Regions from separate parts of the Homo sapiens genome. Here region 1 is linked to region 2. A link is a contact called in ENCODE Hi-C data. All regions are on one chromosome and are shown on one strand. The core of a region is the stretch at or near the end of the contact, and the rest is flanking DNA. Distances in the headings are between cores, read along the strand shown.

Region 1 (5,028 bases), core at 1,812-4,311, 270 kb after region 2:
ATAGCACACTTAATTTGGTCTTGGATAAAATAATGAAAATACTAACCAAAAACATGAGTGTGATATCTGAAACCCTAGCACCCGTGATTTTTATTGCTTAGTCAATATTCCTTTATATTTACCATTTATACTGTTCTTCTTTCTCCTGCATATCTTCCCTTATATGGGACAATTTTTATTCTCATGAATAACTCTGCTTTTAGTCCACAGGAATGTGGTATTGTCTCCAAAAGTAAGCAGGTTTTGAGGAGTGCGATTGGAAAGGGAAGAGGAAAGAGAAGATAAATTCCAATAAAACTGGCCTGGTGTGTGGTTCACACCTGTAGTCCCAGCACTTTGGCAGGCTGGGGTGGGCAGATGGCTTGAGCCCAGGAGTTTGAAACCAGCCTTGGTAACATAGTGAGACCTCGTTTCTACAAAAAATACAAAAATTAGCCGGCCTGTAATCCCAGCTACTTGGGACGCTGAGGCAGGAGAATCGCTGGAGCCTGGGAGGCGGAGGTTGCAGTGAGCCGAGATTGTGCCACTGCACTGCAGCCTGGGTGACAGAGCCAGACCCTGTCATAATGAAATAAAAATAAAAATAAGAAAAGATAGGACTACTTGAGATTATTATATTCTAAGGTAAGGAATTATTTTGTTGTTAAGTAGTCGATAAGGGAGAAATTTTAGATTTCTGAGAGAGGAAGTAGTATGTGACATACCCCAGTTTTAGAAAGCCAGCCCTGAAGGCATCATAGAGGATGAATTCAGAGGGAGACAGTATTTGTCCATCTTAAATGGAGACTGTGTTTACAGGCACCACCTGGTTTGTAGAACATTATCAATTTAAGTTTAACAATAGGATTTATTTATAATAATGAATTGCCAGAATAAAATGAAAGTGATATAGAATTGCCAGAATAAAATGAAAGTGATATAAAACTACATACAGAAAAAACTTAGACCATTTTGTCTGGCAGGATGCAGTGCACTGCCAAATAAACACTGGCAACCTTTTCCTGGAAGGAGTGAATTGAGGTCACATTCTGTTTACTTACTTTAGAACACCAAACATTTACTAATAATACACAATGATGCTTGATTTATGTGCCATTCACCATGCTATTTTGCTGAATCATGAGGATAAGTTTAAGAATTAATAGGGCCGGGTGCGGTGGCTCACGCCTGTAATCCCAGCACTTTGGGAGGCCAAGACGGGCGCATCACCTGAGGTTGGGAGTTTGAGACCAGCCTGACTAACATGGAGAAACCCCATCTCTAATAAAAATACAAAATTAGCTGGGCATGGTGGCACATGCCTGTAATCCAGCTACTCAAGAGGCTGAGGCAGGAGAATTGCTTGAACCTGGGAGGCGGAGGTTTCAGTGAGCCGAGATCGCGCCATTGCACTCCGACCTGGGCAACAAGAGCGAAACTCTGTCTCAAAAAAAATTAATAATATTTATGTCACTATTTTACATATGAAGTAGTTGGTGAAATTTGGTAGTTATCAAATGTGCTTATTGTCACACAGTCAGACACTGGCGACATGGAAATCTGAATCCAGGGAGTCTAATGACAAAATTCACTCATGTTGCATTTTATAAGCCAATGTTATACCTATGTCAACTCCAACAGCACAGTTTATTCTTATGTATCCATTACATCATTATCATCATCTCCGTCTTCAAGTATTTTCATCTTCATTGTCATAATAAACAATATCGGCACACGTTTAAAGGGCCTATGTTGTCTAAGGCAAGGTACTAAGAACTCCCCACAGCAGCCACTGTGTTTTATGGGGACAGAGTGATACAAATTTCCTCGTACTCTCATATTCCTGAATGACTTCTGTCAGACAGTTTCATTCTAGGCCACTTTCTATTAGGTAGGGCTACGTCAGAGGTGATTCTAGTTCAAGCATCGTTTAAGGAGAATGTTACATTCTCTTCAGCTTAGCTTCACTGTTGAAGTACTAGAAAAGAAGTGAAAGTAGCTACTTCTTAATTTTCTAGGTTTCGAAGTGATCAGAGAGGTAGGAAAGGAAGATCAGTGTGAAGGCAGTATAATAAATTGTAAAAAGAGAAAAGGTGGCGGAGATTAAGGAGAGTCAATACCTGCATACAAATCATGGCCCTACCCTACAAAGGATAATCAACCACTTGGTTAGCCAGGGATTGTCCAAGTTTTGCCACTGAAAGACCCACATCCTAGGAGACCTGTCAGTCTCAGGCAACCTGGGAAAGTTGGTCACCCTAGGACATCTGAAGCCAATGCAATTCCTGTCTGAAAGCATTTTATTCTCTATGTTTGGGAAGACATTATTTTTCACATTTACATTGTTTTCTAAGTTTTGGAAGAAATCTTTTTTTTTTTAAATTCAACTCTGAACATGCCACTCACCATTTTATAGAGTCTGTCACAGATTCTTATATATGTAGGTAGAATATGAACACTAAATGAGTAAATGAAACCCTTGTAAGGTTCTATTTTTGAGAGGCGTTTTAAGCAGCTTGGAGCATCCTGATACAATGAGAAGTTTTGCAAGCTAATTCTTAAACTATTTAGCTAAGTCTTTATGATAATTAAAGAAAGGACATATTCTAAAACAATTTCTCATACATGTCAAGCATTCCCATAACTTGGTAAAGTATGTTAACCTAAATTTAGTTGACTGTCTTTTAAACTCCAACTTTTGCATATTTGATATGAAAGGAAAAATTTTGAAAGGCTGGCAGGCAATATAAATACTTGCATCATCAGTATTTTGATACATTGATAGCATAAAATCCCCTGTTTTGAATTAAAGTACAATCCGCGGATGGATTGTGTGTGTGTGTGTGTGTGTGTGTGTGTGTGTGTGTGTGCGCGCTATGGCTAAAAAGGAATTAAATATGTTACCTGGCTCAAAAATATCCCTACTCAGGCCATGATTTTATGGTAAACTTAAGAATTAGACAGTCTGCCCACAAATACTCACTGTAGTTTTTTGCAGAGTATTGTCATGTTCAAATGGTGACCTGTATTAAATCACTGTAAAAAACTAAAAGTACAGTAGCTCTTGCCAGTTTGCTATCAAATGAGCTCTTTCATGCTTGCTTTAGTATTGGTTTATTTATACTTAAGATCAATGAAAAGCATGGTTCCTGACTCAAGGACAAGGGACCCCAAGGAAGAGCATCTTGAAGTGATTTGCTATTAGTTACATTAAAATGTATCCCAGAGGAACAGTTTTTAAAACCCTGAACTAATTACCAATTATGATGTTCAATCACTTGGTCTTTGTGTGTCAACCTTTTTCTGTGAAGACCAAAAGGTATCCCGAGATAATGTCTTCATGGAGTAGGAAACCTGAATAATGAGACACAGTGGAAATGCTGGTGGGAGATTTAAAGAATAAATGGATGGACATTGTTATAAAAGCAATTACATCTGCTTCGGAGATCTTCTCCCAATATAAACTTAGACAGTGTTAAAAGAAAAATCTTAGACAAGTTAAATTTAACAGAGTTCATTTGAGCAGAGAAAATAAAAAATATTTATGAACCAGATAACATTCAGGACCAAAAGCAGTGCAGAGAGCTTCATCCTACAAGGCGTTGCAGGCAATATTTATAGCTGGAGAAATGGAAATGACATGCGGAAATAACTTGATTGACTAGAGTTCTGTGTTTGCTTTATTTGGATGTTTTGGCAGGTTTCGGCCTACAGTTGGCTGAAGGTTAGGCTGCTATGATTCGCTGAGATTTTGCTACTTGTTATAATGTATGCTCTGAAGTTAGGTTGCAGGTTGTTTACACATTAAGTTAGGTTACAGTTTACCATGTACACAGGCAGATTTAGGACAAACAGTTCAATTTAATAAGAGGAAGAGTGGTAGGAAATGAATTCCAAGATGAAGGTTAAAGCAAAGTTTGTCATTTAGTCCTCTACTCTGTGCAGGCCTGGAGGATCTTACAAATAAAATATGAAATGCAATTTGGTTTTCATTTGTTTAATGTAACACGCAAACCCTTCAGCTAAATTTCTTTCTGAATTGTTTGAAAAACTGTTCTGTACATCCTTTTGCTGTTTATGCATACCCAAACACAAATGCAACTCATCTGTGTGATGTACGCATAATGAAATAACATTGTCTCTATCCCTCTTGCTGAATAGCCTCATAGTTTGAAATGTTCATTAGAATTCAAACACACATTTACATGTTTACCATGTATTTCTTTCTCCTATTTGTTTATCTTAAAGAAAAGTTACATGGGTAAATATCAGATCACTTTAACAGCTTTTTAAAGCTTCCAGACAGTGATCTAAATGCTTATTTCACATTTATTGTAAGCATAGTATTACTAAATATTAGTTAAGTATATCAAACTATCAATATGAGAGCAAGTAAGGGGCAGGAATTATATGTAGTTGTCATCACACGGCCAAATAGAAATTAATCATTTGCCTTTAAAGAGTGTTTGCTGTTGAGCCAGTTGACATAATTTATCTTGCTTTAGTAATATTCTTTACAGGTAAAATAACCTACTCATTTCCACAATGATAAAACATTGTTGTTTTATCGCTTTGAACAAGTACATTAAAATAATACAGAACAGTTGAAGATGTGATGACTGCACAATGAACCAGAATAACATTGAATTAAATGTATTCGTAAATGGGTGGAGAGGAGGTATTTGGTGGAAAAAAAAAAAGCTGAAATACTTGAGCCAATTAAGTCCCTTGACTCCAAACCCATCCCTACGCACTCAGATCTTGGATGCTGGATTGGGTGAACCCTACAACCACATCGCTGTTAGCGTGTTGGCACCTCATGAACTCTGCCAGTAGGGGGCAATAGAGGTAAACTGTAAGACTAGAGGAGAAAAAACAGGTCCCTTCCCTGTTTGCTTCTCCTGGTCTTTTTGGTGAAGTTCTAGAACTTCTAGTATTTTGACTTTTGATTTTAAATACCCCAGGATGATTGGAATTTGCCTTATTCTTATTTTCAGTCTGTCAAATTAAGTCATGTATCATTAGAAGCAATACTGTTGTATGCGCCAG
Region 2 (4,704 bases), core at 243-2,742:
TTGTCTCTACCTTTTGGCTCTTGGGCATAGCCACCTGTTATGGACAAGGAGCACTAAAATCACCGTTTTTGTTTTTTTTTTTTTTTCCTGCAGATAACTGACTGCTCTCAAATGTCCCTTATCTCTGATGAAGGAACTTGATTGTTTATTTTTTGATTATTTATTTGTTTAAAGGCAAGGTTGAAAGTCAGGTGCTGTGAATTCCAATTCCTCGAGTTTCCGGTGGGCGATATAAATGAGAGGTGTGGACGGAAAGTAGGAGGTAGTAGGGAGTGGTGAGGACTGTGGAAAACCTGAGTCCATGCTCAGTGGGGGCAGCCTGCACAAGCTCCTGGTGCCACGTTTGTTGAAGGGATGGTGGTTGACTTAGTTCTAGAATTCTAAGTTTTAAACAGAAACCTGAAATCTGACTAGTTTATGTAAAAGCCCTGATTTTACATCTTGGCAACAAACTTAGAAATGTAAGTATACTGTGAGACTGAGATTTTGTGTCTATACCTCACAATAAAGATGAATCAACTAAAAATGTATTCAAAAGAAGACAATATTTTTTAAAAGCACCGAAAATTGTGAAAAAGAAAAAAATGTAGGTGGGATTGAATTTATTCCCTCATATATGAAACTGTTTATATTTCAGCAATGAAATAAAATATAAGTGACTCAGTCACTGGTTTTTAGTCAAGCCATGTATGCCTCACAAAAATCATACTATTGGCTGGGCGTGGTGGCTCGCGCCTGTAATCCCAGCACTTTGGGAGGCCGAGGTGCGTGGATCACCTGAGGTCAGGAGTTGGAGACCAGCCTGACCAATATGGTGAAACCCCATCTCTACTAAAAATACAAAAATTAGCCGGGCGTGGTGGTGGGTGCCTGTAGTCCCAGCTACTCGGGAGGCTGAGGCAGGAGAATTGCTTGAATGCGGGAGGCAGAAATTACAGTGAGCCGAGATTGCGCCACTGCACTCCAGCATGGGCAATAGAGTGGACTCCGTCTCAAGTAAACAAACAAACAAATGAACAAAAAACAAAATCATACTATCTATTACTTTTGTAATGAAGAATACTTACCTGTTTTCCTTCTCTTTGTGAGTTTGCAATAAAGTCCTCTCGATTTGCTTTAACTTGGCATGTGTCTTTCAGAGATATTGGAGAGCACTGGGAGGCATTCCTTAAAGGTAGATGAGGCAAAGAACCAAGACAAGGGGCTCTGGCTCTAACACTCTTGGTGGGTTCTAGAGATCAGATTATGAACACAGGAAAAGGAGAAGATAAATGGGATGAAGAAGCCAATTCCAACATATTACATAGCATGCTTATATGAAGGACTTGGCTTTCGTAAAGTAAGAACTGACAGCTTTTTTCTTGATGGCCATCCACTTTTTAGTCTGTGTCTCAGAAAGTGTAGAGGTCGAGGAATCGGGGGCCCCTGGGACTCTTGGGTCATAGACACATTAGGAAAACCCACCTCAGCTGGGGAAGCTGACTCAGCGCCAGCACTCCAGGCCCCAGAGGAGCAGTCACCCCTGGAAAGAGGGAAGAGCAGCAGCAGCAACGGAAGGTCACGTCTCCTCACAAGAACTCACAAAGTCTCGCTAATGTTATGACTGTACTTTCTGAAACCCAATTTGTCTTTGTTCATACCTTTTCCCTTCCTGCTAGTCACATTTTTTCTGGTGAGAGAAAGTGAAATTGCCATTTTTAATATCAGCCAGTCACTTTCAGTTTGAAATGCAGTCTGTTTCTTGGTAACCTCAGATACTTTGGCACTCCCCACCTCCGATCTCTTCTGTTCTCTCTAGTAGGGGAGGATGTCTGGCTTCTGGGCTGATCTCTGCCTTTGCTGAGCACCCCTGAGATCATCCCACTTGGGCTTGTGTCTTAGTCCGTTTGTACTAACAAAACACCTGAGACTGGGTAATTTCTAAGGAGCAGAAATTTATTTCTTAGAGCTCTGGAGGCCGTGAGGTCCAGGATCAAGGCGCTGGCCTTGGTGCCCGGTGAGAAGTGCTCTCTGCTTCCAAGATGGTGCCTTGTTGCCATGTCCTCACATGGCCCATGGCAGATAGGCAAGAGAGAGCACCCCCTTGAACCCGGAGCCCTTTTACAAGTGTGTGAATCCCATTCATCACCCCACAAACTCAATCACCCCACAAACACCACACCCCTGAATACTATTGTATTGGGGGATTAAGTTCTTTTTAAATTTTTATTTATTTGCGTATTTTTATTTATTTATTTATTTGGAGACAGGATTTGGCTCTGTCACCCAGGCTGAAGTGCAGTGACACAATCTCAGTTCACTGCAAGCCTTGACTTCCTGGGTTCAGAAGATCCTCCCACCTCAGCCTCCCCAGTAGCTGGGGACCACAGGTGATTTCAACTTGAAATCATTCATGCAATTTTAGTTTGGAATTCAGTGCTGTGAGTTCCAGTCCACTTAAGTGAGCTTTGGGTATTTAATGGAAGCAATTATTTTTCTTAAATGTACAAGAGTAAATTATTATTATTTTTTTTTGCATGAATGATGTATGGAAAATCACCGCGTTTTACTTTTGTGAGTTGACTTATTTATTTGTGTTGATTTTGATATTCCCAAATCTGAAACAAAATTTTTTCAGAATGCATAATAACACACAGAGTATGGTGGTCTTTCATTGACAAGTTTTTATGTATGATTAGAGTATCTTTTCAAGATTCATAATCTGCATTTTTTTAATATAGGGTCTCACTCTGTCACCCAGGCTGGAGTGCAGTGGCACAGTCCTAGCTCACTGCAGCCTCAATTTCCTGGGCTCAAGCGATCCTCCCACCTCAGCGTCCTGAGTAGCTGGTACTACAGGCATGCACCACCACATCCGTCTATTTTTTAATTTTTTGTGGAGATGGGGTCTCACTATGTTGCCCAGGCTGCTCTTGGCCTCCTGGCTTCAAGTGATCCTCCTGCCTCAAACCTCCCAAAGCGTTGGGATTACAGGTGTGAGCCACTGAAACTGGCCTGACCTACAATTTGAATACTACTGTACAGTTTACATTTTGCTGTCAGGTATTATTTTATTTATTTTTTCCTCTCTACAATAATGTATTATAGATCAGGTCTTGTTTTATTTGAGCCTCACAGGAAAGCTGAGGTGAGGGTCGCAGGCAAGGAGTCGGACCACAGGAGTGGTCGCAGCATTCAGCGGAGAGTGAAGCAGCGAAGGCTGGAAACCTCATCTGCTTCTCGTGAACTTCCCACTGCCCCAAGTGACTGATGTCCTTACACAATTGCAGCCAGTTCGCCAGCTGCATGAGTGACAGTGGCATAATTGACGATTGCCAAAAACGGAAACAGCCCAACTGTCCTTTGCCTAGGGAATAGAAAACCAAATTGTGGCCTATCCAACCCATGAAATACTTAACTGCAGTAAAAAGGAATAAGCTACTGATCTGAATCTCACAGGCATCATATGAAGTGAGCGGACTCGCTCACCAAAGGCTGCACACTGTTTATGTGATGCTCTGGAAAAGGTAATGCTTTAGCAGGTGGAAGAAGTGGGGCTGCGGGTGGGGACAGAGGCTGACTATGTGGCAGCACAGTGGGTGGGGACAGAGGCTGCACAGGGAGCATGTGCAGCTGATGCAGGTGCTCTGTGTGGGCTGTGGTGGTGGGTAGCTATATGCTTGTGAGCACTCACAGGCCTGTGCATGAAAAAGGTGCGAATATTTATTTTATTGTACATATTTCAGGTGTATAACATGGCAGTTTGATATACATAGTGAAATGATTGCTGCAGTCAAGCAAATTAACATGAGTTAACATAGCCACCATCTCACATAATAATCTTTCTTGTGGGTGGTAAAAACATCTAAAATCTCTCTTAGCAAATTTCAGGTTTATAATATTTTTAACTATCGTTCCCACACTGTTTGTTAGATCTCTCGGCTTATTTATCCTACATAACCGAAATTTCGTACCCTTTGACCGTCATTTTATTTCCTCTACCCCGGTAACTCTCTGTTTCTATATATTCAACTATTTTTTTTTGAGACAGGATCTCGGTCTGTCACTCAGGCTGGAGTGCAGTGGTGTGATCTCGGCTCACTGCAGCCTCGACCTCCCAGACTCAAGCAATCCTCCCACCTCAGCCTCCCAGCCTCTCAAGTAGCTGGGGTGACATGTGCACACCACTGCACCTGGCTTCCTTCCCTCCCTCCCTCCTTTCTTTTCTTTTTTTCATTTTTTTGGTAGAGGTGAAGCCTCACTATCTTGCCCAGGCTGGTCTCAAGCTCTTGGGCTCAAGTGATCCACTCACCTCAGCCTCCCAAAGTGCTGGGATTACAGGTGTGAGGCACCACTCCTGGCCTAACTTTTTTTTTTTTTTTTTTTAAGGTTCCACATATGAGTGAGATCATGTAGTGTTTGTCTTTCTGTGCCTGGCTTATTATGCTTTGTGTAAAGTCCACCGGGTTCATCTATGTTGTGGCAAATAGCAGAGTCTCAATTTTTAATACTAACTAAGATTGTATTGTGTATATATGCCCCAAACTCTTTATTTATTCATCTGTCAATAGACACTTGGGTTGTTTGCCTATCTGGACCATGGTGAATAATGCTGCTATGAACATGAGTGCACAGATGTCTTTGTGAGGTGGTGATTTTATTTCCTTTGGATACACACTCAGAAGAAGGATTGCTGGGTCATACGGTAGTTCTATTTTTAATTTC

The links. A loop is a pair of places that touch in the nucleus more often than their neighbours do. Pooled maps may share reads with other maps.
Region 1: a pooled map shows a loop between it and region 2 (3-fold over the local background). The contact joins the promoter of OR13G1 here to the enhancer-like site in region 2. A Hi-C loop is called at or near these places in 1 of 50 pooled maps.

The regions. Positions count from the first base shown.
Region 1 is chr1:247,676,678-247,681,705 of GRCh38, forward strand. OR13G1 (olfactory receptor family 13 subfamily G member 1) reads right to left here and starts at 3,062. Exons shown (of 2, transcript NM_001005487.2): 1 at 2,963-3,062.
Region 2 is chr1:247,408,504-247,413,207 of GRCh38, forward strand. No RefSeq gene overlaps it. Among named protein-coding and RNA genes, the nearest start is that of NLRP3, 5.3 kb to the right of the region's middle. RefSeq lists enhancers at 1,854-1,903, 2,014-2,073. Within about 2 kb of position 1,493, at least 4 of the 41 ENCODE cell types and tissues checked have a DNase peak (open chromatin) inside an H3K27ac peak, as active enhancers do.